Linked DNA regions of Homo sapiens: all the other regions are linked to region 4. The links are chromatin contacts, found by Hi-C or POLR2A ChIA-PET in ENCODE. All regions are on one chromosome and are shown on one strand. The core of a region is the stretch at or near the end of the contact, and the rest is flanking DNA. Distances in the headings are between cores, read along the strand shown.

Region 1 (7,517 bases), core at 3,521-6,020, 1.5 Mb before region 4:
TTTTTCATAGCCCTTTAAGACTTCTTGGCAAACACAACCAACCAACCAAACAAACAAAAACAACAGAAAATAAAAATAAGCTAAAGCCAAATCAAATGGATAGAGTTCTCTTCTCATTTAAGCCTACTGTTTCAGATTATTTCACAGCTGCCACCATTACAAAGAGGGCATTAAAAATAGGTTGAGCAAAGAAGCTAGGATTTAAGGCAAGTTTGATAACTGCTTCGAGAAATAACTTTGGGTGTGTTTACTGGCATCTGAAACTGTCTGGAAGCACGTAGAACTTATTGAATATTCAATGGAATTATTTAAAAAAAAAAAAAGCAAACACCCAAAAAGCCTGGCCTACAAAAGCCCTCAAGTGTTCAAGCACTAAGGCATTCTCAAAAAGGAAATATACTCAACATCCAGTTAACTTGTATTCAGAAGGTAAAGCTTGCACCCACACAATACAACAAACAATAGAAATCCTCTCAGCAGAACCAAGGACTGACCAAGGAACTTATTCCATTATCAGGGCAGTGAGTATCCATACTTCCTTCCCAGGATTCTGCCATTGTTACGGGCCAGTAACTGCTGTGTTTCCCATTCTTCCTTTGTCTGAGTTTTAACTGTGATTGGCCTGTTTCTGCTCCACTGTTGGTTTTTATTGGATGTATGGGCATAGGACACATCAGTTGTTTTACAGTGTATACATCTCTGGAACATGAAACACCACATCCCAATGTGATAGGTTTCTGCATCACCAGATATCCTGAATTTTTAGCTGATGTAGAAAATGAATGGGAAATTGAGCTTTCTTCCCTAGGGAGGGAGGAAGGAGGCTCTACTGTGAGAAGAAGCTATATTATTCAGGGTTCTCCAGAGAGACAGAACCAATAGGAGATATATATATATATATAAATAATGATATGAGAGGGGAATTATTAGGGGAATTGGATCTTGTGATATGTGATTGTGGGGGCTGAGAAGTCCCACATCAAGCAGTCTGCAAGTCAGAGACCCTGGGATTCTGGCAGCATGGCTTAATCCAAGTCCGAAAGCTTGAGAACCCAGGGCGCTGCTGGTGTGAGTCCTGGAGTCCAAAGGTCGGAGAGCCTGATGTCCAAGGCCAGGAGAAGAAGTGTGTTTCTCAGCTTCAGGAGAGAGAGACCAATTCACCTTTTCTCTGTTTTTGTTTTGTCTGGGCCCAGCTAACTGGATGGTGCCTGCCCACACTAAGGGCAGATCTTCTTCACTTAGTCCACTCAGACTCACATGCCAATCTCCTCTGGAAACACCCTCACAGACACACACTAATATAATGCTGTAACAGTTAGTTTTCTTGGTATTCCTTAATCCAATCAAGTTGATACCTAAAATTACCATCAAAGGACATGTGGATATTCAGGTGGTCAGAGGGACATATTGTAGTAGAGACTGCTGATTGTCCCTCTAAACTCATTCTTTCCTATTTCTGGGCACAAGGCTGCCCAACTGGAAATTAAATTTCTAGTCTCATTGGTGGTCATATGATTAAGTTCTTGCCAATGGAACATGATCCGAATTGATGTGGGCAATCTCCTAACTTTCTGATATGGTTTGGCTCTGTACCCCAACTCAAATCTCATGTTGAATTGTAATCCCCAGTGTTGGGGAAGGGACCTGGTAGGAGGTGATTGGATCATGGCGGCAGATTTCCCTCTTGTGTTCTGGTGATAGTGAATGAGATCTCATGAGATGTGGTTGTTTGAAAGTCTGTAGCACCTCCCGCTTTGTGTTCTCTCTCTCTCCTGCCTTCATGTGATGACATACTTTCTTCCCCTTTGCCCTTCCACCATGATTGTAAGTTTTCTCAGGCTTCCCCAGTCATGCCTCCTGTAAGGCTGTGGAACTATGAGTCATTTAAATCTCTTTTCTTTTTTTTTTTGAGACGGAGTCTCGCTCTGTCGCCCAGGCTGGAGTGCGGTGGCACGATGTCGGCTCACTGCAAGCTCCGCCTCCCGGGTTCACGCCATTCTCCTGCCTCAGCCTCCCGAGTAGCTGGGACTACAGGCGCCCGCCACCACGCCTGGCTAATTTTTTTGTATTTTTAGTAGAGACGGGGTTTCATCGTGTTAGCCAGGACGGTCTCGATCTCCTGACCTCGTGATCCACCCGCCTCGGCCTCCCAGAGTGCTGGGATTACAGGCGTGAGCCACCATGCCCGGCCTAAATCTCTTTTCTTTACAAATTGCCCAGTTTCAGGTAGTTCTTTATAGCAGTGTGAGAACAGACTAATATACATTCTTTTTTTATTTATTTTATTTTTGAGATTTCACTCTGCCACCCAGGCTGGAGTGCAGTGGCACGATCTCAGCTCACTGCAGCCTCCGCCTCCTGTGTTCAATCGATTTTCCTGCCTCAGCCTCCTAAGTAGCTGGGACTACAGGCACCCGCCACCACGCCTGGTTAATTTTTTGTGTTTTTAGTAGAGAAAGAGTTTCACCATGTTGAGCAGGCTGGTCTCGAACTCCTGACCTCAGGTGATCCACCTGCCTTGGCCTCCTAAAGTGGTGGTATTACAGGCATGAGCCACCACGCCTGGCTGAGAACAGACTAATACACATTCTTAAAAGGGATTCCTTCTTCAGGTATTCTTCTCTTTCTCTTTCCCAATAGAGGGAATATGCCATTTATCACACATCAAGATGGCAAAAATCCAAAAGTTTGACATCCTTTGTAGTCAAGGCTGTAGGAAGCTGCACCCCTATATATTTCTGGTAGGAAGGCAAAATGATACCATTCCTATAAAATGCAATTTGGCAATATCTACCAAAATTGTATGTCTATCCTTTGCCTCATTTCTGGTAATGTGTTCTACCTGTACATATATAATGTATGCAAAGGTTATTCATCGCATTGATTAAAAATAACATGTCCTATAAGGATTAAATAAACTAAGGCATACTCTCACTGTGTAATATCCTCTAGCTCCAAAAAGAGTGATTTTGAAAGACTGGACAGCTGGTAAGATGTCCAGCTGTCTTAGTCTGTTTTCTGTTGCTTATACCAGAATACCTGAAACTGGGTAATTTATAAAGAAAAGGAATTTATATCTTAGAGTTATGAAGGCCAAGAAGTCTAAGGTCAAGGGGCCACATCTAATGAGACCCTTCTTGCTGGTGGGGACTTGCTAGAGTTCAGAAGCAGCACAGGGTATCACATGGCAAGGGAGTGACCTTCCTAACATGCTAGCTCAGGTCTCTTCCTCTTCTAATAAAGCCACATGTTCTCTCCCATGACAACCCATTAATCCATGAATAGATCAAGGGTTTTGCCCTCATGATCCAATCACCTATTTAAGGCCCACCTCTAAATACTGCCACATTAAAGATGAAGTTTCAACATGAGTTGTTTGTTTTTTTTTTTTTTTTTGAGACGGAATTTCCCTCTTGTTGCCCAGGCTGGAGTGCAGTGGTGCAATCTTGGCTCACCGTAACCTTCGCCTTCCAGCTTCAAGTGATTCTCGTGCCTCAGCCTCCCGAGTAGCTGAGATTACAGGCACGTGCCACCACACCCAGCTAATTTTTGTATTTTTAGTTGAGACGGGGTTTCTCCATGTTGGTCAGGCTGGTCTCGAACTCCCGACCTCAGGTGATCCGTCCACCTCGGCCTCCCAAAGTGCTGGGATTACAGACGTGAGCCACGGCGCCAGCCCTCAACATGAGTTTTGGAGAAGACAATTATTTCAAACCACAGTACCAGGAAAAGTGCAAAAAAAAAAAACCAAGGCAGAACAATTATGTGGTGTTGCTTGTGAGAGGTAAAATTTTATTTTATTAATATTTGCTTGTATTTGCAGAAATTCTATAAGAATACATGAGTATTGAATGTTATACAAACGCAGGCGACCATATAATCTTCCATTGAAATGGAACGGTTTCTAGAATGAAAGGGAGGATGTTATTATTATTATTATTATTTTTTGAGACCGAGTCTCGCTGTGTCTCCCAGGCTGGAGTGCAGTGGCGCGATCTCGGCTCACTGCAAACTCCGCCTCCCGGGTTCACGCCATTCTCCTGCCTCAGCCTCCCGAGTTGCTGGGACTACAGGGGTGCACCACCTACGCCCGGCTAATTTTTTTGTATTTTTAGTAGAGAACGGGGTTTCACCGTGTTAGCCAGGATGGCCTCGATCTCTTGACCTCGTGATCCGCCCGCCTCGGCTGCCCAAAGTGCTGGGATTACAGGCGTGAGCCACCGCGCCCGGCCGAAAGGGGGGATATTAATCATTACTCCAGGACGACAGAGGGAAAATCGCTTTGTACTGGACAAACTGGAATGTCTGACCAACCATTATAAAGTGCACGGAGTGGGAGGAGGAATAGGGACATTTTAATTGTATTTCTAAAAAGTATCTTCTGTGGTGAATCGGAAACAAAACTCATTCTTTACCACAGGCAGTTTAAGCGCTGCCTGAAAGATCGAAGGACGGTAAACCACAGACGTGAGAAACGGAACTTTGCGAAAACGCAGTCGTTTTATGTACCGGCTACTCATTGGAGTTACACCAGAGACTCACTACTGGAGTTCATCAGCCAATCCAAAGTCCAAGCGTGAGAGCCAGAGCCTGTAGGAGAGACCTGGGCAGGCCTCAGACCTGAGGAGTGGAGCTCCGCATCACTCAACCCTGGGGGCGGAGCTAGCCCAGGCTCCCACACCCGACGCTCTGGCCCACACAGACGCTACTCTGTAGCATCTCAGGTTCCCTCTGGCTGCACTCTGGAGGACCACACTCGTTTTCTTTTTGGCTGCCAGAGGCCCCCGCATCCACCGCTGAGCTGGGAGAAAGATGGCGGCAGCCGTGCGACAGGATTTGGCCCAGCTCATGAATTCGAGCGGCTCTCATAAAGATCTGGCTGGCAAGTGAGTATTTCCCAGGAACGCGGGAGTACAGAGGTGGGGAAAGAAAGCCACAGCCTTAATCTCCTTAGGTTGGCCACGGCTCTTGGGCGTGAAGCTAGGAGCCGGCCTGACGTCCAAGGGGGCGGGCCTGAGGTCGGCTGGGGAGGCAAATGTTGGGAGAAGCAGAAAGCTGGAGGGGACCTTGTGCAGGGGCCTTCGAGGCTATAGACTTGAAATGATTGTCAGCTTGTTCAGTTCTTGATAGAATCTTTCTGGTCCCTTAGGATTTTGGAACAGCGGTCTGAGAGACGACTGCTACCCTGGCCTTAGTAGCCTTCCCTGGTACCTCTTCCCATCGCTGGCCGGCCTCACACCGAATCTGGCCTCTCTTTGGACCTTCCTCCTCTTTTTTTTTGATTCAGAGAAATGTATATTCTGGGGCCTTGATGCTGCGTTTTTCGGGGAGATGGCTTCTTGGGGCTGGCTGAGGTTGAGGCGGTATGGCCGCTGTCATGTCGTCCAGACCATTCAGACTGTCTTCTGTGGGTCCTTGTGTTTCGGGTATTTTCTCTGCCACCAACTCTGATGGCACATAGGCGGAATGTGCTCATATCGTGGGTCAGGATGTCTACAGTAGTGATGTTTGCAGGAATCTGAATTTTGTCGAAATTTATATAGAATGCTTAGGTTCACTCCAAGTTAAAATGTGTGACGTGCCTGTTCTGCAAGCAGTTGTCAACAGTATTAAGCATAGGTAGGTAGACGTATATTGTTCATTTTCTCTTTGTAGATGTCACAGCATTTCTCTTTTGTAATGAACATGCTTTCTGTTTAAAGTATGCCTCTCTAGGCCGGGTGCAGTGGCTCACGCCTGTAATCCCAGCACTTTGAGAGGCTGAGATCACTTGAGGCCTGAGAGATCTGAGAGGGAGGATCACTTGAGGGCAGGAGTTCTAGACCAGCCTGGGCAACATAGTGAGACCCCCCCCCCCGCCGCCACCCGTCTCCGTAAATAAATAAGTAAATAAAGTATGCCTCTCAAGTTGATCTTAATGTTTACATCCTGACAGCTGAAATCACTTTGATGTATATTAATGGGATACACCTGTTCTAACCTGGTCATTGAAATTCTGACTGTTTTAAGTAGGCTAGGCTGCCTTTTCTCTGGTGGCAAACGTAATCTACTTTTATCAGTGGGAAATTCAGCCGTATATTTTGGGCTTAACTACTTTGTGCTGCATTTTCCCACTCAGGAAAATGAAGATAATAATAGGACTTATTCTTGTCTGACATTATCTGAGGACAAGATGAGTATGTGTGTGCATATATACTTACCACACTTATATCACGTAGAACAGTACCTGACATATAGAAAGTGCGGTAAGATTGTTGTTGTTACTATTAAGCTGTCAGTAAATATATATTCACTTATTGTATGGGTTGGAAATAAGTTAAATATGTCTTCATGGCTCAATCCTTTCTGCTTGTAATTTTTATATGGATGAAAGTAAAATCAGCTTATATTTTTCCCCATGCTTCCTTTACTTTTTATTTTGTTAAAGAAGAATAAGTGCATTAGTTATCAAAAGAAATAGAGCTTTGCAAGTATTTGCAGAATTCTGAAACTTAAGTATTTACTTCTTCAGGTCTGAATTGGAGATAAACAATAGTACTTAAAGCGTGCTTCAGTTATCTGTTGCTTTGTAACAAACCAAAAACTTAACCAGTGTAAAACAACTATGATTTCTCAGGATTCTATGGGTTGACTGGACTGCTTTGCTGGTCTTGTCTGGGCTCACTCATGCAGATATAGTCAGCTGGCAACACACCTGGGGCGGGACTCACATGCATATCTTGCTCTTGCCTGGATCTCTCTCTCTCTCTGCACAGTCTCTCATTCAGTAGTTTAGCTTGGGCTTTCTTAGGTGCCTATGAGAGGGGAAGTCGCAAGACCTCTTAAGGATAGCCTAGGAAGTCTCACGTCAGTTCTCTAGTACTGGTCAAAGTAAATCAGAAGACCAGCCCAGATTCAAGGGGAGGGGAAATGGAGCTTACTACTACCTCTTTAGTGGCAAAGTTACATTGCAAAGGAGCCTGGACAGAGGGAGACACGATTCATTGGAAGCCGTTACTGTAGCAGTCTACCACATGGTGTTATTGTGAAGATTAAATGAAATAATGTGCTTGATAACTGATAGCCAGTGCAGTCTTAGCCATAACTCCTTCAGAGCTGCTTTCTGAGAAAAGTCTTGGCCTTGCCTGCATTTCCTATGTGGGCAAGAATGTAGCAGGATATTTATCCTTACAACAACATCAGTTCTACCAGCTATATGCTTTAAGAGAAATACCCTTGAAATATATCAGTGTGTTTTTTTTTAATGTATTTTTTCTTGTATGTACTTTTAATGAAGGTTTTTGGGTGTTTTTTTTAGGAGCTGAGTAACAAAGGATTCCATATTAAAGAATAATGGAATACATTGTTTCTAAAACATCAATACTGTGTGTTCCTAGCAATTGGGATATCTGTAACAGTAGTTGTTCAATAAACGTGGTTGAATTAATGAATAGCTAGAAAGGGGCAGTGCTTGTATTTGAATCCAGGTTCATCTACTCTAAAAAGCTCATTTTAAACCTACCAGACTATGCTCGTTT
Region 2 (7,313 bases), core at 279-2,778, 1.3 Mb before region 4:
TCTCCATACACTGCAATGGCAAATGTCATCATCTAGATTGGCTGGAGTTCATCCTTCACTTCTTCCTCCACGCTATCCAGCTTCTTCAGATATGTTCTTGTCTAGTCTCGTTTCCCATTTTCCACACCCACTTGGTGTTCCAGGTCAGGCTCGTATTCTTAGTGTTCTAACACTCCACCCTTGGGTCTTTGCAAAAGTACTTCCCGCACTAAGATCTCTTCCCTCCTCTGCAAAATCAACTTGTCCTTTGGAGTATAATTTCTTCTCGAAACTTTCCAGCAAGGGATCCACAGTAATTTCTCTTTTTCCTGTAGCACTTGCTTTTGTATCACTCATATTTGATCCATATTTTCCTAGCTCACCAAATAGTCTTTTTCAACTAGACCAGAGTTCCTTGAAAGCAAAGGGTTTCCATAGCTTTTTCTATCTCTATGGCCGGACAACGTAGTAGGAACTTATTAATTCACTTAACACTACTGGAGAAGCCAATCAATCAACAAGCGCATAAGGTTAGTTAGTGGTGAGTGCTATTAAGAAAAATTGCGGATAAAGCGATAGAAAGTGAGGTTGGTAGGTGTTAATTAAGATAGGAAGGTCAGGAAAATCTTTCTGTCGGGGGCGATTGTAAGCTGACAGGCAGTCCGTAAGCGCTGTCCCTGCTGCGTTCAAATGAATTAAATCTTTGCCTTATGGGTGATGCAGGTAAAAGAGCTCCGACTCAGCATCAAAACACAGAGTTCTTCTGGTCTGGCTCTGACGAGGAGCCTTAGTTTCCTCAGCGTCTTAACTGTCTTAAGGATTGTCTTTGTGGGCCTTACAAGATTGCGGGGAGGATCAAACATTCTAATAAATGAAGGAGGGCCACGAGAACGGAACCTTCCGCTTGAGTCACCATTTAAACAAGTGTTTGTGGAATGAGAATTATCTTGCCCGCTTCAGGTGCTCAGGATGCAGACAGACGTGAAACTGGCGGGTCCTTTAGGAGACTGTCCCGACTGCGTGTCCTGAGGTGACTCGCCCCAGGGCGCACGGCAGCCGGCAGCCAAGCTCAAGCTTTCAGGCTCTCATTTCAAAGTGTCCCGAGGTGATTCGCCCCAGGGCGCACGGCACCCGGCAGCCAAGCCCAAGCTTTCAGGTTCTCATTTCCATCACGCCCCGGCCGGCCGCCGCGGACAGCTCCGCGGAGCCGACTCGGAGGCTGCTACTTGCAAATTCCCGGGCTGCCCGCCCGCCCGCACTCACCAATGGGCTTGTCCAACCGCATGAGGCGCAAGTACGGCTGCAGGGGGCGGGGCGCAGAGTCCACCACCGCCGCCGCGGACAAACTGAGCTGGCGCCCGCGCGGCTCGGGACAGGCGGGGGGCTGCAAGTCACCACCGTGGGGCGCGCCTGCCGCACGCGCCAGGGCGAAGGAGCGGCCCCGCCAGCCCGGCAGCCACGCCAGTGCCACAGCCCGCAGGCCCCGCGCGAACCCCGCGGCTCGCGAGCCCAGCATGGCGCTGGTGAGGCCGGGACGAGCTCGGATTGACGTCATTCCCCGGCAGGCATGCGCAGTGGCACCCGCAGGATGCAATCCTAGTCTGCCAGGCTGGGCGGCGGTGTGGGCAGAACCTTTCCTCATCCTTACTTGTGAAATTGGGGTCATCGTGGTCGCTTACTCTAGGGAGGAATACTTAATGAAAAAGGGATTTCTATTGGCAAAAGGCAAAAAAATTACAATAAATTTAGTTGTAATTTTTTACAACTCGATCTTGATTGACTTTGTGGTTCCATTATCGGGCAACACTCAGAACGGGGTCTCTGAGGAAACAAACAAAAAATAGAATCGGGCAACACCTTATTCTGTAAAATAGAATAAGTGTTCCAAAGAGTCGAGCGGAGGAAGTTGGCTTTATAGACAGAAAAAGGGCTGAAGAAAGCAGAAGCAGAGAACAAAAAGCGGATTGGTCACTTCAAATTACTTTCATTGCGAGGCGGGGACAGGGAAACAACAACAGAGAAATAACGGATTGGTTAACATTAGGTTACACCAGGTTAAGGACTAAAACAGGAAACTTAATTGTCATGACGATTGCATTTTGAAATGGCCTGGTTGGAAAATTGGCTGTTGTCTCTCTTTCCTGACTTCTCAGAATGTCAGATACAACTTAGTTTTAGTTTGGTGACTTGGAACTTTAGCATGGGTGACTCTTGATTCTTAGTCTGATCTGTTGGGACCTAGTGCAGGAACTTAGTTCAAAACAATGGCCCCCTATAATTTAACCCTATTATCAGCTTTCTCCATAAAATGAAAAGGATAGTGTTTATTCATATGGAACAGTTGTACCAGGAAAAAAAAAAAAAAGCTTTGAAAAACCTACTGAATCCAAAAGAAGAATTTGCGTACACGTTTAGCCATAAAAAAAAAAAAGGGCACCAAGTGGCCACATACAAGACTGTAAATTAAAATCGCATTCAGGGTTAAGGGATGTTCATTACACAAGTGAAAATTTTAAATTTGACAGCCCTTCAAAGGAGTTTTTGTAATCAGTAGACAACCAGCATGTGTGATGCTAAGAACCTGAAGCTGAAAAGTCTGGTCAGCAGAGTCTTGCTCTGTCATCCAGGCTGGAGACCAGTGGAGGGATCATGGCTCACTGCAGCCTCCACCTCTTGGGCTCAATCGATCCTCCCATCTCAGCATTCTAAATATCTGGGACCACAGACACGAGCCACCGTGGCTGGCTAATTTTTAATTTTTCATAGAGAGGAGGTCTCACTATATTGCCCAGGTTGGTCTTGAACAGCTGGGCTAAAGAGATCCTCCTGCCTCAGATGGTCAGTACTCTTATTCATAAGCAACTCTGTATATCGCTGTGTGCCAGGCACTTTACATGTATCAACTCATTTAACCTCTCACTGAGTAACCCTAGGCAAGTCACTCATCTGGATTTTAATATTCTAGGAAGTTGACTTAGTCTTTAGGCTCCTTTCTGTAAAACATGTACAATGATTCTGTGACTTCTTGCATGGCTCAAGTACAGCAAGTTGGATGCCTGGCCACTTTGGTGCAATGAGGCAGGGGGTACCTAGCCTTTCTCCTGCCTGCAAAGAATAAAGGCCAGCAGGCAATTTAGTAACACTCCTAGTTGTTAGATTGGAGATGATTTAGATCTGACTCAAACCTGAAAAGGGTGTAATATCAGTCATGTATTGCATCCATGACTTTCCAATATAGGTCCAAACTCTTTGTTTAAAAAAATATATTAAGAATTTCAAGATGGCAACAGCAGGACATTAAACCAAGTACAAGGTCCTTCTTAGCGTAGGCCCTGGGTGACTGCACATGTACCCATGATGCTGACCCTGCCCAGAGGTGATTCAATCCTAAGATATTTGGTCCAATTAAAGTGCACAGGAAACTGAGATGGGTACCCACATGTCACTCTGCTAATTTGTAGGACAAGAGAACAGTCACATAGAGTAGAGCCCTAACTTTCAGGAGTCTCCTCTAGACTAATGCCAAGGCACAGTATGCCCTTGGGAAAGCCATTTAACTGCTGCAAACTCTTCAGAAAAGGAAGGGACTAGGCTTTCTCTAAAAGGGCCTGTAAGGCTCCGATTCCTCATTTTGTTTTTTGTTTTTTTTGAAGTGACTTTCTTTTTTTTTAAAATTTTATTATTATTATACTTTAAGTTTTAGGGTACATGTACACAACGCCAATTCCTCATTTTGGATTGGGCAGGAACTCATTTTGTTTTAAACCTATTACCCACAGGAACTGAAATGGTTAATTTTACATGTCAATTTGGCTAGGCCATAGTGCCAAAACATTTGGTCAAAAATTATTCTGGCCAGGCACTGTGGCTCACACCTGTGATCCCAACACTTGAGAGACCCAGGTGAGAGAATTGCTTGAGCCCAGGAACTCAGGACCAGTCTAGGCAACATAGTGAGACCTCATCTCTACTAAAAATTCAAAAATTAGCTGAGAATAATGGCATATGCCTGTGGTCTCAGCTACTTGGGAGGCTGAAGTGGGAGGATTGCTTGAGCCCCCGAGGTTGAGGCTTTGTGAGCCATGGTCATGCCACTGCACTCCAGCCTGGGTGACAGAGTGAGACCCTGTCTCAAAAAAACAAATAATAAACCTCTCATCTTTTTTATGGTGGCCAGAAGAATGAATTACAATGACTGACAAGGCTTTGGAAACAAGACAACCCCTCCCCACATCACAAGGACTGAAAAAGGTAATCAAATAGATTTTGCAGTATGTTCGAAGGTGGTAAGTGGTATGGAGAAAAGAAGAGTAACAGGGAAAAGTAGGGACAGGCTGTATGTATACTTAAATATGGTAATTGGGGTGGTAGGACAGCCCTGATCTCACTTTCTCAAAGACTTGAAGGAGATAAGGGAGTAGCTATGAGAGATCTGAGGGAAGAATATCACTAGATACTCTTAGAGGGATGTCTAGTGCAAGGGCCCTAAGATGGGAGCAAGCTTGAAGTGTTTTCTTAATAAGAGCAAGGAGGCCAGTGTGGATAGAGTAGAGTGAGCAAAAGGGAGAGAGATCAGGGATGAGAGCAGAGAGGACTAGGGACCAGGTTGTGTGGGGTCTTACATACCGTGGTAAGGACTTTGGCTTTTCTCTAAGTGAAATAAGAGGGAGCCATTGGAGGATTGTGAACAGAACAGAGACATGACCTGACTTCTATTTTATTTTATTTTCCTCTCATAGTTCTTGTCTCATACTGACTTATATTTTAAATAATTACTCTCAATACTGGGTTGAGAGTAAACTGTAGGCAAGCAGTGAGATAAGTAGGGATATTAGTTAAGAGGCTTATGAAGCTCAGGTTGGTAGCTTACACTTGTCATCTCAACATTTTGGGAAGCTGAGGCAGGATTGCTTGAGCCCAGGAGTTCAAGACCAGTCTGTGCAACAAAGTGAGACCTCATCGCTACAAAAATCTTTAAAAAAATTAGCTGGGCTTGGTGGTGCACTCCTTTAGTCCCAGCTGCTCAGGAGGCTGAGGTAGGAGGATCACTTGAGCCCGAGCGGTCAAGGTTGCAGTGCACACCACTGCATTCTGGCCTAGGTGACAGAGCAAGACCCTGTCTCAAAAAAACTAGACAAGTAAACCATTATTCTGGTTGTTTCTATGAAGGTGTGATATGGTTTGGCTGTGTCCCCATCCAAATCTCATTTTGAATTGTAGCCTCCATAAATTCCCATCTGTCATGGGAGGGACCCAGTGGGAGGTAATTGAATCATGGGGACAGGTCTTTCCCATGCTGTTCTTAAGATAGTGAACAAGTCTCACAAGATCTGATGGTTTTATAAAGGGGAGTTCCCCTACACAAGTTCTCTTGCCTGCTGCCACGTTAAGATGTGCCTTTGCTCCTCCTTCAACTTCATGATTGTGATGCCTCCCCAGCCATGTGGAACTGTAAGTCACTTAAATCTCTTTCCTTTATAAGTTACTCAGTCTCAGGTATGTCTTTATTAGCAGCATCAGAACAGACTAATACAGTAAATTGGTACTGGTATAGTGGGGTGCTGATGTAAAGATACCCGAAAATGTGAAAGCAACTTTGGAACTGGATAACAGACAGTTTGGAGGGCTCAGAAGGCAGGAAGATGTGGGAAAGTTTGGAACTTCCTAGAGATTTGTTGAATGGCTTTGACCAAAATGCTGACAGTGATATGGACAGTAAAGTCCAGGCTGAGGTAGTCTCAGATGGAGATGAGGAACTTGGGAACTAGAGCAAAGGTGACTCTTGCTATATTTTAGCAAAAAGACTGGTGGCATTTTGCCTCTGCCCTAGAGATTTGTGAAACTTTGAACTTGAAAGAGATGATTTAGGGAATCTGGCAGAAGAAATTTGTAAGCAACAAAGCATTCCAGAGGTAACTTGGGTACTGTTAAAAGCATTTAGTTTTATGTATTCACAAAGATATGGTTTGGAATTGGAACTTGTGTTCAAAAGGGAAGCACAACATAAAAGTTCAGAAAATTTGCAGCCTGATGATACGATAGAAAGGAAAAACCCATTTTCTGAGGAGAAATTCAAGGGGGCTGCAGAAATTTGCATAAGTAATGAGGAGCCAAATGTGAATCACCAAGACAATGGGGAAAATGTCTCAGGGCATGTCAGAGGTCTTCATGGCAGCCCCTCCCATCACAAGCCAGGAGGCCTAGGAAGGAAAAATGGTTTTGTGGGCCAGGCCCAGGGCCTTGCTGCTTTGTGCAGTCTTGGGACTTGGTGTCCTGCATCCCAGCTGTGGCAAAAAGAGGCCAACGTACAGCTCAACCCATTGCATCAGAGGGTGCGAGCCCCAAACCTTGGTGGCTTACATGTGTTGTTGTGCCTGAGGGCGCACAGAAGTCAAGAAGTGATGTTTGGGGACCTCTGCCTAGATTTCAGAGGTTGTATGGAAATGCCTGGATGTCCAGGCAAAGGTCTGCTACAGGGGCAGAGCCCTCATAAGAGAACTTCTGCTAGGGCAATGCAGAAGGGAAATGTGTGGTGTGGACCCCCACACAGAGTCCCCACTGGGGCACTGCATAGTGGAGCTGTGAGAAGAGAGCCACCATCCTTCAGACCCCAGAATGGTAGATACACTGACAGCTTGCATTGCACACCTGGAAAAGCTTTAGTCAGTTAATGCCAGCTCATGAAAGCAGTCAGGAGAGGGGCTGCACCCTGCAAAGCCACAGGCTGGGGCTGCCCAAGACCATGGGAACCCACCTTTTGCATCAGTGTGACCTGGATGTAAGACATGGAGTCAAAGGAGATCATTTTGGAGCTTTAAGATTTGGCTGCCCTGCTGGATTTCAGATTTGTATGGGACCTGTAGCCCCTTCGTTTTGGCCAATTTCTTTCATTTGGAACAGGTGTGTTTATCCAATGCCTGTACCTCCATTGTATCTAGGAAGTAACTAATTTGCTTTTGATTTTATAGGCTCATAGGGGGAAGGGACTTACCTTGTCTCAGATGAGACTTTGGACTGTGGACTTTTGAGTTAATGCTGAAATGAGTTAACACTTTGGAGGACTGTGGGAAGGTATGATTGATTTTGAAATGTGAGGACATGAGATTTGGGAGGGGCCAAGGGCGGAATGATACTGTTTTTCTGTGTCCCCACCCAAATCTCATCTTGAACTGTAGCTCCCATAATTCCCATGTGTTGTGGGAGGGACCCAGTGGGAGGTAATTGAATAATGGGGGTGGGTCTTTCCTGTGTTGTTCTCATGATAGTGAATACGTCTCATGAGAACTGATGGTTTTATAAAGGGGAGTTCCCCAGCACAAGCTCTCTTGCCTGCC
Region 3 (6,638 bases), core at 514-3,013, 1.6 Mb before region 4:
TTTAAAAAATAATCATTATCGTCATCATTAAACCTTCTGAGTACCTCTAAGGTATTTCTCCTAAAAATTTTTTTGGGTCTCTTATTCTTCTAGTAAGTGAAAGCCAGACCTACAAACTATACACACCTATTCACACAAAATATTTCCCCTCTAAGTAAACTACAAAATTTGTGATATATGACACACTATGGCACAGTGTGTTACATATACTCTTTGTAGACAATTTGAATAAGGAAATAATATCACATATACTCTCTGTAGACAATTTGAATACGGAAATTTAGGGCTAATCATAAACATTACCCATGGGCATTCCTCAATACTAATCCTTCTGTTCATTATACACTCAATGTCATTGACCCAAAAAAGCTGGGGGAAAAGCATAGGGTCCAAATTAATGTATAAAAATTTTTTTGCCCAGCCTAAAAATTTGATTCACATGTAACTTTTCTGTAACACTAGTGTTGTGTGCAAGGAGACAGACTCCTTACGGATCTTTCAGCATAACCTAAAACTTAACATGGGTCTTCAGATAACCTAATAAAACAGTGGCTGTTATAGTCAATCAATCCAGCTCTCTAAACAAAGGGCTAGGCTAATCACTCCAGCATTTAGTGATTTAGAAATAACAGAGGTCTCAATTTATTTTTCCCAACTTAATGTACTCACAACAAATGCTTGCATCACCCCATCGCAACTCTCCTTCTTAACAATGAAGGTAAAACTCAGGACCAAAAGAGAGCTCCTAGAGCTGTATTTCATTTGCATTATAAAATCTACAGCAAAATTTTTCATAACTTTACTCTCTGAATTCATGAACTAGGTTGGCGGGGGCAGGAGGGTGAGTATAGAGAAGAACTTCCCTGAAAAGCATGAGTATAAAATATAACTGAGAGTATCTCAATTGTTATATGCCAAATGGCAGGGGCAAAGAGGTTAGTTACTCTAAGGATAACAGAGCATTAAAAATTTTTTTTCTAATTCTTACAAAACTGGTCCCTATTCTATAAAATGTGAACATCCACAACCCAACAAGTTACAGACTAGGATCTAAGACACAGATCTTAAATGCAGATAAAATGCCAATGCTCTGCCTCCCTAAAGAAACGTACAACCCCAAGAACTGCTGAACACCATCAAAGCAACACCCGCCAGAGTGGCTGTTTTAAACATTATATCAGGAAATCATGATAAGTGCTAGCGGTTCCTCTAGGCCTCAGCAGCAGCCTTAGGTATAAGAGCAAACTGGAGCCCTCTTAACACTCAAAGAATAATGTTGATGTCATGACGAGGCTACTGATTCTTCGCACTCCGGACAAGTCATTCCTTGATCCACCGCGCAATTCTTTCCCCACCCACCCCCATCCCCCCAAATAAAGAGATCTCCGGACAGAGAAGCCCTCGGGTACCCCATCCTCCTCTACCTCCAGCGGCTGCCGCTTTCTCCTCCCTCGGGCTCCGAGGTAGGGGCTCCAGAAGGTCCTGGGCAATCCCGAGCCCCGGCGGGGCTTGTTTTGCCCGTGCACGATAGCTCTGGCCAGCAGCTTCCTTTCCCAGTTTGTCCAAACTGGAGCGCTCCAGGGTACCCGGGGACCGAGAAGGGAGCCGGGGTGGCGACGTCGCCGTCGCCGCCGCCTCTGGTATGTCAGGGGCCGGGATTGTATTTCGAAAGATCCGCCATTTTCACCTCGTCATCACCATCACAGCTCAGCAGCTTCCCCGACAGCCGGAGCCCGGGCCGCCGCCGCCGCCGCCACCACCAGTAACCTCCCCCTTCCTCCTCCTCCCCTCCCCGCCCGCCCCACCCGGGAGGCGCACACCCACATATCCGGGGAAGCCTCCCGCCGCCCCGCCAACCTTCAAACGCACAAGGGCCGTGCAAGTGCACACGGGCTACGCCGAGACCTTTCACCCCCGGGCGGAGCACGGGCCCCCGCAGGGACGCCAAAGGAAGTCGCGCCACCTGCGGGGTCCCAAGTCCGGCATATTTTTGTTTGCAAGACCAAAAGCCATGCGGAGGGTGGCATAAGGACAATAAAGAACCCAAACTCTTTCATTTTCAGAGCAGCAACTTGAGAGAGATGGTGGAATGCGTTTCATTCACTGTGGCTATCTCAGGCACTAAAAACACTGTGAAAGACCTTTAATGTCATTCACCAACTTTGACATTTTACCCCACCCGCAGAACTACTTTGACAGGATGAGCTATTTCCATATGCATGTTCGACCTTTGACACCTTTGTCAATTACAGGCAGCAATCCTCATGCAGATGAAGTGGTCAAAATATCTAATTTAAAAAAATAAAGTTCTGAGCTATCTTCCTCTCCAACTTAATTTATCTGGTCATTTCTGTCCATGAACACTGCGACTTCCAATCTGTCATCGGTTTAAGACGTCAAAGCGCAACTAGATTTGAAATGATTGAACTAATTGTAGAAACATTCATGAATGATCGATTTCTAAAATATTGAAAATATAACTCTTAGCTAAAATTATTTGCCAAATGTTTTTTTAGGATCTAAGTCATCAAATTAAAAAAAAACCATCTGCTGCTGATATATTTGTTCTGTACAGTAAAAATAAACAGCTTGCTTCAGAACAAGATCCTAGAGCTACCTACTAGGTAGGTAAGAGTTACCAGCTCTTGTCATCAGTCAGTTGAATAAGTAACCAAAAGAGAACAGAGGTAATTCTTAATCATTTAAAAAATAACAAAACATAAGCTGCAAGGCTTCTGAAGAGATCAGCATTAAAAAAAAAAAAAAAGGAAACTGGCTGCCTTTGTCAATTTTAGAAAGAGTTAACCATCCAAAAGCTGAATTCTGTATCATTCAACCACAACATAAGCTCTGGGCAAACTGAATTTCAAGGCTGCGAACAGGGCCACTCTACTGTCTAAGTTAGTGTAGGAAGAGTAAGGTTGAAGTTGAAGTTGAAAAAGTCATTTCATTTCCCTACCTTGTTTCAATGGCAACTCCATATAAAAGTCGGTAGATTCAGCCTTCAACAAGGGCTGTCCACCACCCACCCCAATTGCTGTTTTTATATGCAGACTACCAGATGCTGAGAGTATAAAGTGTTCTCAATTACTTCATCTTTAAACTTCATTTCCCCACTGACGGCCCCGTCCATCCGCACTCTGCTTGGTTGTTTACCGTTGCTGGCCAAGCTAAGTCCCGGCCCGCTCCCTTCCCCCGTGCACCTCGGGAACATTATGACATTTGGCTGGTGGGCTTCGCGAGGAAAACGGACACGCACGAACAAGAGCCTGTACAAAGGGGCATAGGAAGAACGCGGCGGCGGGCAGTAGGGAGAGGAGGGACTGGCACAAAATGACACAGCAGCAAAACCGGTTCCCAGAAACCTGGGGCCGCCACGGGTGGCTTGTTGGGTCGCGCAGTGTGCGTGTCAACAGCCGCAGGAGCCCTTACTCCAGACCGCCGGGCAGGCGGCTGGCCGAGCGCTGGCCCTGCCGGGTGACAGCCACCCTCTCGGGAGCCGACGGGAAGAGACCGAGCCCCAAGGATCCTTCGCCCCCCGCAACCCAGCTTCAGGGAAGGGGCGCGGCGGACCCCGCTGGCGGGTTCCCGCTCCCCGCCAAGGCCCACCGGCCCGGGCTCCCGGAGGGAGCGGTCCAGCGCTCTCCGCCCGCGCAGGCACTCGCAGCGGGGGCCGGTTCCCCCTTCCCGCCAGCCCGCCCAGGAGCCCCCATCCCGGGGGCTGACACTCACCAAAGCCGGCGGCGCCGCCGCCTCCTGGTCGCGCGGCGCTCCCTGGGCTCCCAGCAGCAGCGGCGGCGGCGGCGCCTCCGAGACACAGACCAGGGTTTGTTCAAAATCACGCGCCCAGCCCCATTCCACCGCCGCATCCCATAATACGCTGGGCCCTCCCCGCCCGCGCGCCCCTCTCTGCCCGCCCCTGCGCTCCGCACCCCGCCCCACGGCCGGCTTCCTTCGCTCCGCCTCTTCCGCGGCGCCTCGTCCCTCCCCTTGGCAACCCAAGCCCGCGTCATTCCGCCGGGCTCCGCCAGGGCGCTCCAGTTCCACGTGACGCCGAGTGGCGCCCGGTCAAAGCGATCGCACGGAATGTTCCATCGGACTGAAGCTGATGGGGGGAGGACCCGCATCGCGCTGCGGTTGGGAGAGACCGTCCCTTCGTCTAGCTTTCCTTGTTAGGAAGTCCGGGTTGTAGGTGCGACTTCCAGGATATCCCGCTGTTTGATGTGCTTGAGTGAGGAGGTGATCAGTAGTCACAAATGCCAAGTCACTGTGTTTTTAGGCACTAGTTTTGCAGTGTCGCTAAAAAGCCACAGGGAGATTCATTGAGAGTTAAACTTATTTTGAAAGACGTTTTGCATTTCTTGCAACACGCAGCTAAGACTAACACAGTCAAAATTATTTGTATTTAATCACCTTTTATTTTTTCCCGCGATTTATATGATATCCAAATACGGAGTCGGATGAACAGACGCTGACAGATCATTCTGAGGGGAAAAAAAAATTATTCTGAGAGATTATTATCAACTGCTGTGAGTGCGACAAGCACTACATATACGAAAATAGAAAATACAAGAGTGTAAATGTAAGATGGTGCGATACAGTGTATAATTTGCTAATGGAGTACGGAGGACATACAGGTCAGCATGAGAGACTACCTCGGGAACATAATGGAGGAGGTGAAACAGTGTAGGGGAGGCAGCAGTCACTTTGGAATCAAGCAGTACTGGTATTTAATGGCACCTCCGTTTATTAGTGTATATTGTATAACGTTTATTTTCCTATCCAGCAAATAAAAATAACAAAACTTCCCAGGATTCTGATGGTTAAATAAAATGAAGGGTGTTAAGCAGGTACACAGTCTCTGCCTGAAATGTTAGTTCCCTTGTGCCATAATCAACACCCAGTACCAGCCCAAACACTAATAGTCAGGATTTAACAAGGCAAATGTCATGAAATTAGCAAAGCCTTGAAAATGGGAAGGTCTGTGACATGTGTAAGTAATGTGATAAAGTTGAATGACACAAAGGCTTTGTTGGAGATCAGCATTGTGAGCCCACTTTATGAGGAACCTTGAGAGCTAGTGTGAGAAATCCTCATGGTAAAATGATTGATGGTGCTGTTGGGGCACCACTGGAAGGAAGAAAAGAATGAGATGGGGTACCCAAAACTGGCTAGATTTTAGAGAGACCAAAATATCTCAAAAAAAGGAGACCCTTTCCCAGTTTATTCCACAAGGCAGCATAACTCTTATACTAAAACCCAAGACAAACAGTACCCAAAAAAGAGAAGGGAAACTTCCTTTCTTGCTATGATTTTGTTATGAAGGCAAAATTGAGTATTTAGTTGTTATTGGTGCTGTGGCTCACACCTGTAATCGCAGGACTTTGGAAGACTGAGGCAGGAGGATGGGTTGAGACCAGGAGTTTGAGACCAGCCTGGGCAACATAGTGAGATTTCATCTCTACAAAAAAAATTTTTTTAAATAAAAAGAATTAAGAAGTTATCAGACCGGGCGCAGTGGCTCACACCTGTAATCCTGGCACTTTGCGGGGCTGAGGGAGGTGGATCACCTGAGGTCAGGAGTTTGAGACTAGCCTGGCCAACATGGTGAAACACTGTCTCTACTAAAAATACAAAAATTAGCCGGGCGTGGTGGCATGCGCCTGTAGTCCCAGCTACCCAGGAGGCTGAGGCAGGAGAATCACTTGAACCCGGGAGGCAGAGTTTGCAATGAGCCGAGGTCATACTACCGCACTCCAGCCTGGGCAACAGAGTGAGACTCTTTAAAAAAAAAAAAAAAAGATGTTATCAAATTCCAGCAATGTGGTAGTAAAAAGAATTTACATCATGACAAAGTATATGGTTTAACCGAAACAGTGATTTAACATTAAGAAATCTACTAGTGTAATTTATTAGATTGAAGGAGAAAAACCAAATGATAGTCTCTAGAGATACATTGTATAACATTCAATAACCACCCTGAATTTTTTAAATTCTTAGTAAACTAGAAATAAAAGAATGTTTCCTTAATTGGATCAAGATAATCATCAGAGAACAACACCATACATTTCAGTGAAATGGCAGAGGCTTTCACCTTAAAATCAGAAACTCAATAAGGAGGCAGGGATATAGTAGCTGTTTACCGTTTTTGAGTGTGTCCTAGCTAAGTTAAATAAGAAAAAATGAAAGAAGAGGTATAATATAAAGGAAGAAGGAGACTAAATGGTCCTTATTAAAAATAATCAGGCCAGGCACAGTGGCTCATGCCTGTAATCCCAGCCCTTTGGGAGGCCGAAGCAGGTGGATCACAAGGTCAGGGGTTCGAGACCAGCCTGACCAACATAGTGAAACCCCGTCTCTACTAAAAATACAAAAATTAGCTGGGCGTGGTGGCGGGCACCTGTAATCCCAGCTACTCAGGAGGCTGAGGCAGGAGAATTGCTTGAACCCAGGAGGCGGAGGTTGCAGTGAGCCGAGATCGCGCCACTGCACTCTAGCCTGGGCGACAGAGCGAGACTCCCGTCTCAAAACAATAAACAATAAAAAAAAATAATAATCATAGGGGCCAGGCGCGGTGGCTCACACCTGTAATCCCAACACTTTCAGAGGCCGAGGCAGGTGGGTCACGAGGTCAGGAG
Region 4 (7,359 bases), core at 2,612-5,111:
AAACTCCATACTTCTAACTACACCATAGCACTCTCTCCTCTGATACTCTCTCACTACAATACTTGATAGTACACCATTATTTTCCCGTGCAATTCCATTAAAAATAAAAATGTAAATATAAGTTGTTTTTCAAGATTTTCCCATAAAATGTTTCTCTGGTGGCCTAAATCAGAAATTCCTACCTCTAACTTATAAACAAAGCTGACAGAGGGCAACAGAGAAAGATAGGTCAAGCGACAAAAGCTGTTACTTGGGTATCTAAGCAACTGGAAACGCTTGGCTGAGGAAGATTTCTTCCGCCCCTGGCAAGCTGGGGACATTCCAGCAGGGCACCTTTGAGCCTCTGATGTGAAAAGCAGCTCAGATTCACATTCCCACCCCAGAGGGGCATGTTTATCAGTCTGGGAACATTCTGAGGGTATTCAGGGAAGAGTGGTAACAAACTGCTTCATCTACTCTCACTACTTCAGGCAACGTCTCTGCATCTTATGCTCTTATTACTTCCAGCAAAAGAGAAGGTAAACAGTAATCTAAAATAAAAACCATATAAGCAATAACGTTAGCACTCTCTCTCATCTCTCTAGCAAATTCCTCATTAGGAGTTAGAAGGTGAAAAAAAATTTTTTTTAAAATTTTTTTTTTAATTTTTTTGAGATAGGGTCTCACTCTGTCACCCAGGCTAGAGTGCAGTAGAGTGAACAGGGGTCACAGAGGCCTCGAACTCCCAGGCCCAAGCAATCCACCCGCCTCAGCTTTCCAAGTAGCTGGGACTACAGGCACACGCCACCATGCCCAGCTAATTTTTAAATTTTTGTGTAGAGATGGGGTCTCCATATGTTGCCCAGGCTGGTCTTGAACTTCTGGGCTCAAGAGACATTCATGCATCAGCCTCCTAAAGTGCTGGAATTACAGATGTGAGCCACCACGCCCGGCTGGAAAATCTTAAAATCAATCCAAGAAGTGCTGGCTGGGTTGTACTACGTGATTAGGCCCATGCATATGCTTAGGGTTTCCATGAAGCCCTTCAGCAGGATAAATACAAGAAAAATTAACAGGTAAAGCCTTAGAAACCATTACACGCCAGATTTTGTGTTACCAAACACAAATACAATAAATTTAGAGAACATAAGTTCCCTGAATGAAAACGAAAGATAAAAATAAAAAAGAAAGAAAAAGGAAAAATTAGAAAAAAGACATAGAAAAAGTCTGAGAACACAGAGTTCCGTAAGCCAGTTGTGGTTGAGTATATTGTACAGTATCTTAAGTAAAATAAAGTCATTACTACAACCACTTTTAATAAGTATTAAAATCAACTTCTCTCTGATATAAAGTGAAAATGAAGAAAAGTGTCTATGTAAGTCTAAAATAGACTTTAAATGAAGAAACCATAAATACTATACATTCATGGGTTGCATAACAATGTTTCAGTCAACAATGGACCACATATACCACTGTAGCCTATAAGATTATAATACCATATTTTTATAGTACCTTTTCTATGTTTAGATACACAAATACTTACCATTGTGTTACAGTTGTCTAAGTAATAGGCTATACCATGTAGCCTGGGTGTGCAGTAGGCTATGCCATCTAGGTTTAGTATACCCTGTGATGTTGCCCAATGATGCATTTCTAAGAATGTATCCCCACTGTTAAACAACATATGACTGTATAAATTTCCCTTGTTGTGCTATACCTTTGCCATCCCATCATTTCTTCATTCACCTCTTCAGCAAACATTGTTACCTATAGAAGGGTGGTTTTTGGCACTGTGGAAAGAGCTAGACCTGTAAAGATGAATAAGCCAGTTTCTGCTGTCTGGACTCAGTCTATTCACTCAACTAGTGGTAATAGCTATAATGAAGAAGATTGAAAGAAATTGCTCTCTTAGCTAAAACACAAGAAGGAGCAGAGCTTAAGGAAGGTGAGGTAAGTAGAACCTCACATTCTATTTTGGCAGTCTTTGCATTGGTCCCACTTTTCCTGGGTTGGGGAATACTGTTTCTTCTATCACGCACTACTGTCCTCTGTTGTTCCCCTCTGTCACTCCTCTCACTCTCTTTTTTCCTCCTGCAGCAAAGGGAAAAAGTCAAAGAGGCCATGAGAGGACTAGGCAAAGGGGAAACAGGAAGTTGTTCAGGTACCTTGTGTAGTAGGTCTCCTTTTCTTGGACCATGGGGGAAAGCAAAGGCTGGATTCTGATCGTCTAAGAGCTAAAAGGGACCACAGAGGCCATCCTTACTATCCGTTTACAGCTGAGGACACTGAGGGTTAATAACTTACCAAGGCCATGCAATTAGTGGCATTGGCAGCACTAGAACTCAGGCTTCTTGACTTCCAGAGAGTTAGAATGGAGCACTTCTAATCCTTTATGCAGGGTAGGGTAGTAGCCAGAGATGGAAACCCTACTACTGGCTTCAGCCATTATTCTGATTATCTTCTTCACTATCAAGCACTCCTTCATTTCCGATCCTCCAAACAATTGGACAATTTATTAATGTAGTCACCCCATAGTTCTCTGTTCAGTAGGGACTTATTTTCAAATCTTCTCTGTCATTTCAGTTATCCACCCCATAAGGAACAAATTATGGTTTCTCGACATCCTTTTGAAAACGTGCAACCCAAACTAACCGCACAGCTTCAAAGATCTGTTTGGTGAGGTAAAATGATGTCTTTGTGTTCTGCTTTTCAATGCATCCTAATTTGACTTTTGGTTTTGCTCATTTGTTAGTAAATTTTCAACACTTTACTTACTTTTACCGTGTCAGTAAAGACCTTGAGGAATTTACATAGTTGATCTATTTCTATAAGGGTGCTCTCCTGAACCTTGTCCTGTGTGAAGGCCCGCCTTTTTTCTTTTTTCTCTTTGTTTCTCTCTTTTTTTCATTTGTTAGCTTGTCAGTAATGACCGGGTGGCGGATACATGTCAAGAAAACTAATCACCTTCTAACAGGATTAAGACTAGAATTAATGCAGATCTTGTGCCCTTCCTGTTCCCGCTTTGGCAGCCCAAGGTCCACCACTGCTCAGAGACTAGCTGGAGGGCAACGGCGTCCCATAGCATCTCACACTGTGTTGGGATCCTAGGTGGTGACCTTTGTGAGATTCAGTACTGAGTTTCTGGGAGACGGCGCTGCGGTTGTGATCGGAATTGTTGGCCGACGCACCTCTGGACGCCCAGTGAGGCAAAAGCATCTCCTGTTTTCAAGGTGATGACACTGGGCTGGAATGCCGCGGGGCCAACCAGTCCGTCCTGCCAGACAAGTTTCTGGTCCAGTGAGCCTCCGACCCGCCGCGCGTGTCAAGCTGACAAGGCCGGGGAGGCGTTTGAAGCAGCAGTGTTGAGCGCTGTTAACATTTAGCGGGCGTCTTTGAGTAGCTCCTCCAGCCCTCGCAGCGGCCCAGGGACTAGCCTGCAAGTTCTCAACGCTCACTTCCAGCCCGCGCTGGCCCCGCCTCCGCCTCCCAGCTCCTCAGCCTCCTCCCGCCCCACCGCTCCCACCTTTTCTCAGGCCCCCACCTGCCAGCACGCAGAGGCGGGGGCGGGGTCGCGGGCCGGGCTCCTGACGTCACCTCACGGGGAGGCGGGGCTGTGGGAACCGCAGTGCAGCGCAGAGGGGCGGGGCCTGCGGCGCGAGACCTGGTGCGGGAGGCCCGGGCAGGGAGAAGTGTGCGGGGCCGGGACAAGCCGGCTCCGAGTCCGGCTCCGGGGGGCGGGGCGGGAGGGGCCTGCGCGGCGGCGGGAGCCCAGAGCCGCGCTAAAGCGGGTCAAGCGTCCTCCTTTTCTCCCCGCCCCTTCTCCTCCTCCTACCTGGGCCTCTGCGTGGAGACGCGCACCTGGCAACCGGAGGCCGCGTCTCCGCCTTCTCTGCTCGCGCCTGGCGCCCGGAGCCTGCCCGGGACCTCCGCCGGAGCCGCGCTCGCTGCAGGCGGCCTCGAGCGCTCTCTCGTTGATGCCGTTTTGGAGGTGACCGGCGCGGCGGCCGCTCTATGGTGGGGCCGCGTTAGTGGCTGCGGCTCCGCGGGACTCCAGGGCGCGGCTGCGAGGTGGCGGGGCGCCCCGCCTGCAGAACCCTGCTTGCAGCTCAGGTTTCGGGGTGCTTGAGGAGGCCGCCACGGCAGCGCGGGAGCGGAAGATGTTGGAGCTGAGGCACCGGGGAAGCTGCCCCGGCCCCAGGGAAGCGGTGTCGCCGCCACACCGCGAGGGAGAGGCGGCCGGCGGCGACCACGAAACCGAGAGCACCAGCGACAAAGTAAGTGGAGCCGAGAGAGGCGGACGCCGCGCCCTGGCTGGGTCCTGGTTGGAAGCGGGACACTTGAGAGCAAGGGTGGGGCCCGTCCAGCGTCAGGTGAGGCTGCACGCTGCCGGTGCACCTTCCTCCCTGCCTGGCACTGCTTCCTCCTTCTCCAGAGGGGGTCGGGACCCGGGATCCCAGTGGCGGTGAGGTTCCCAGGATGACCGCGGCCGCTGCCCGGGAGAAATGGGCCACTCAACCCGGCTTACAGTTTAGCTTCATCCTCTTCCGGTCCCTTCTTCAGGATCTGGGGCCGACGCTGGAATCAGGAGGGAACCTGTCCTCCTAGGGGCTGCAGTGCAGTTAGTAGCTGCCACCTCACCTCTCTTTTCAGTAGAGGGAACAAAGTTAGTAAGGACTAGAGACGTGCCACCGTCGGCTGTATCATTTCATCGGATCCTGACGCGGGAGGCTTGGCTTCTCGCGCTGCCCCATATGCACTTACATTTTCTCCATCCTTTTTCAGTATGATAGATTTTGGAGGTTTTAGAGTATCATGCACGTGACATAATAGTAATCTTCCAGCTTCTTTTGAGTACACGACAGACAGTGCAATTCTTCTGTCTACCAGTAGATTTCATATAACCCGACGTTAATTCATGAAGACTTTTCACTTCCTTTTCTATAGATTACTCTTCTTTCACATTTAAGAATAAGTAGATGCGATATTACTATCTGTTTAAAGCTAGAAAAGGAATTCGGGCGTGTTTGGTAATATAGTGGTGCAAGTAAGAACTTGTGAAGAAATGCAGTTTTATGATCTTATGGACTGGATGGTTTGGGAAATTGGACCAGAGAATAGATTGTTGTATCAAACCGTCTGTTTAGAAAATTCCATTTTATTTGAGAAACCCAAAACACGTAAACTGTTTCTAGAAGCATACTTTGGAAGCAGGCATTGCAGTTTGAATTACAGAAGTGAGGTGGATTGCCCAAGGTCAAGTTCGTGGCTCTTGAAACTAGAATCTAAGTTTCCTGATTCCTTTTCTTCTGGTTTATGTGGTTGCTGAGACTGGCTGGCAGTTCTGATTTGGGGAGGATTCCACCTGAAAGTTGATGTTGATGAGTTTGATGTAACCCAAATTACAAAGCCCTAATAGGAACATATCACATGATATCACGAAATAAACGTAAACGTGATTCTTAGTACTAAAACTTTAGAATCAATGGAATCAATGTAGTGACACTTTTCCCCTTACCCTTGATAGTAAGTAGAATAAAATGAGTCTGTAATAAAACATAAGTGTCAAGGAATTACCCAAAATATAACAATTTCCAGCTACTGAAGGTTGAAGTTACAAAACTAGGAACAGTGGGCTGAGAATAGTCTTTGTGAAAACTGCCTTGGAAACTAGACCCAAAATAGAATTAATTAGGTTGGGATTTGTTTTGTTTTGTTTTTAGCACTGGTATAGTTTAGCATCAAGGAAATACCAGCTTCTCTATGCTGACTTCCTTAACTCGACAAAGCTAACAAGCTTTTGTTAAGAGAAAAGATGTTCAGGAAGCCATGCATAAAATACCTTCGGAATTAAGTTTTTTCTTTTTTTAACACCATAATGTATTTAAAATGGAAACTACTTCTGTAGTGTGATTTGACTCATTAGAACTGTTGTCTCTAGCTATCTGTGACTAGGTTACCTCGCTGCATATTTATTTATTTATCAATGCAGTACTGTTGGTTTTTATTGACACATGTCCAGCTGGATTTTGTTTTCTGAAAGTAGACTTTGCTATATGTAACCTGTTTTGTCAAGATTTCTTAGACAAGGATGAACATATTCAAACCATATCTAAAATACTGCTCTACTTTTAGAGTTTATCATGAGGAACTTTTGACTTGGCAAGCTGATAGATATTGAACTCTATCCCTGTCTGTCCTTTCTTATCAGGGTGTGTATTTGAATACACCTGTATTTCCAGGTCAAGGGCTATTTTAAAATCAGTTTGCACACTGGAGGCTGGTTAATATTTGGTCAATTCAAACTCATTAAGGGCCTTCCCTGTTCAGTTGCAGTAAAGGCAAAACTCTTGGGGAATTAGTGAAAGAAGTGAAGGAGGTACATTATATTCTGCTATTATAATACACTCCCATGCATTGCCATTTTGTAGTCTTTTAATAATGGTGTTATTAACATGACACTCCCTTTGTTCCGGACTGGTGACTTATGCTGAGAGAAGGCTCTGTACTCCAGATAATTAGCAAGTGAAAAAAATACTTCTTACCTGCAGAGGAATGTTCCCAAGTGTTAAATGTTGGAGTGGTACTTGAAAAATGACAAGGGACATCTTCAAGGAACCCTGCAGGAGACATATATGAGTTAGATTTATTGGAAGTCTGTACAAGGCTCATTGTTAGCATAGAGGGCATGCTTGGCGTCTACCTGGAGACTGTAGGAAAAGCTCTAAACAGTGGATGAGGATTGAGCTGGGAATGAAAAGATTCCTGGGACTCACCAGGTTTACAAGGGTTTGGGTAGGGTGTTCTAGGCAAAGGACGTGTTGGGTTTTTTCTTGAATCAGCATTCTAGGCACAGGGTTGCAGATACAGAGGAAGAGATAATGAAGGTCCTGAGAGCAAAAGGAGGAGGCATTGCTTAGAGCAGTGGTCCCCAAATTTTTTGGCACCAGGGATCAGTTTTGTGGAAGACACTTTTTTCCACGGATGGGTTGGGGGGATGGTTTCAGGATGATTCAGGTACATTACATTTATTGTGCACTTTATTTCTATTATTATTACATTGTAATATATAATGAAATAATTATACAACTCACCATAATATAAAATCCATGGGAGCCCTGAGCTTGTTATCCTGCAACTATACAGTCCCACCTGGGGGTGATGGGAGACAGTGACAGATCATCAGGCCTTAGATTCTCATAAGGAACATGCAGCCTAGATCCCTCGCATGTGCAGTTCACAACAGGGTTCAAGCTCCTGTGAGGATCTAATGCTGCTGTTGATCTGACAGGAGGCAGCGCTCGGTGGTAATGCGAGTGATGGGGTGTGGCTGTAAATACAGAGGAAGCTTCACTCGCAGACCACTCACCTGCTCTGCAGCCG

What was found. A loop is a pair of places that touch in the nucleus more often than their neighbours do. ChIA-PET counts read pairs that join two places held with the same protein, here RNA polymerase II (POLR2A). Pooled maps may share reads with other maps.
Region 1: a map of CD4-positive, alpha-beta T cell shows a loop between it and region 4 (8-fold over the local background). The contact joins the promoter of COPS4 here to the promoter of CDS1 in region 4. A Hi-C loop is called at or near these places in 1 of 168 maps with a recorded cell type or tissue (CD4-positive, alpha-beta T cell) and 5 of 50 pooled maps. POLR2A ChIA-PET finds 5 or more read pairs at or near these places in 1 of 52 experiments (MCF 10A).
Region 2: a pooled map shows a loop between it and region 4 (8-fold over the local background). The contact joins the promoter of COQ2 here to the promoter of CDS1 in region 4. A Hi-C loop is called at or near these places in 6 of 50 pooled maps.
Region 3: a map of naive thymus-derived CD4-positive, alpha-beta T cell shows a loop between it and region 4 (24-fold over the local background). The contact joins the promoter of LIN54 here to the promoter of CDS1 in region 4. A Hi-C loop is called at or near these places in 1 of 168 maps with a recorded cell type or tissue (naive thymus-derived CD4-positive, alpha-beta T cell) and 6 of 50 pooled maps. POLR2A ChIA-PET finds 5 or more read pairs at or near these places in 1 of 52 experiments (MCF 10A).

The regions. Positions count from the first base shown.
Region 1 is chr4:83,030,413-83,037,929 of GRCh38, forward strand. COPS4 (COP9 signalosome subunit 4) reads left to right here and starts at 4,771. Exons shown (of 10, transcript NM_016129.3): 1 at 4,771-4,886. The coding sequence starts at 4,813. RefSeq lists enhancers at 4,291-4,410, 4,484-4,778, 4,541-4,890, 4,991-5,040, 5,081-5,140 and 2 more.
Region 2 is chr4:83,283,270-83,290,582 of GRCh38, forward strand. COQ2 (coenzyme Q2, polyprenyltransferase) reads right to left here and starts at 1,529. Exons shown (of 7, transcript NM_001358921.2): 1 at 1,243-1,529. The coding sequence starts at 1,495. RefSeq lists enhancers at 932-1,171, 1,367-1,661, 5,746-6,246 and a silencer at 1,232-1,561.
Region 3 is chr4:83,009,060-83,015,697 of GRCh38, forward strand. LIN54 (lin-54 DREAM MuvB core complex component) reads right to left here and starts at 1,764. Exons shown (of 13, transcript NM_194282.4): 1 at 1,425-1,764. RefSeq lists enhancers at 1,604-1,703, 3,585-4,470, 4,078-4,207 and silencers at 1,774-1,853, 3,578-3,907.
Region 4 is chr4:84,579,266-84,586,624 of GRCh38, forward strand. CDS1 (CDP-diacylglycerol synthase 1) reads left to right here and starts at 3,862. Exons shown (of 13, transcript NM_001263.4): 1 at 3,862-4,253. The coding sequence starts at 4,137. It overlaps LOC102723338 (a long non-coding RNA gene), which reads right to left and starts at 2,956. Exons shown (of 8, transcript XR_007058460.1): 1 at 2,284-2,956. RefSeq lists silencers at 3,469-3,678, 3,719-3,818 and an enhancer at 3,655-4,608.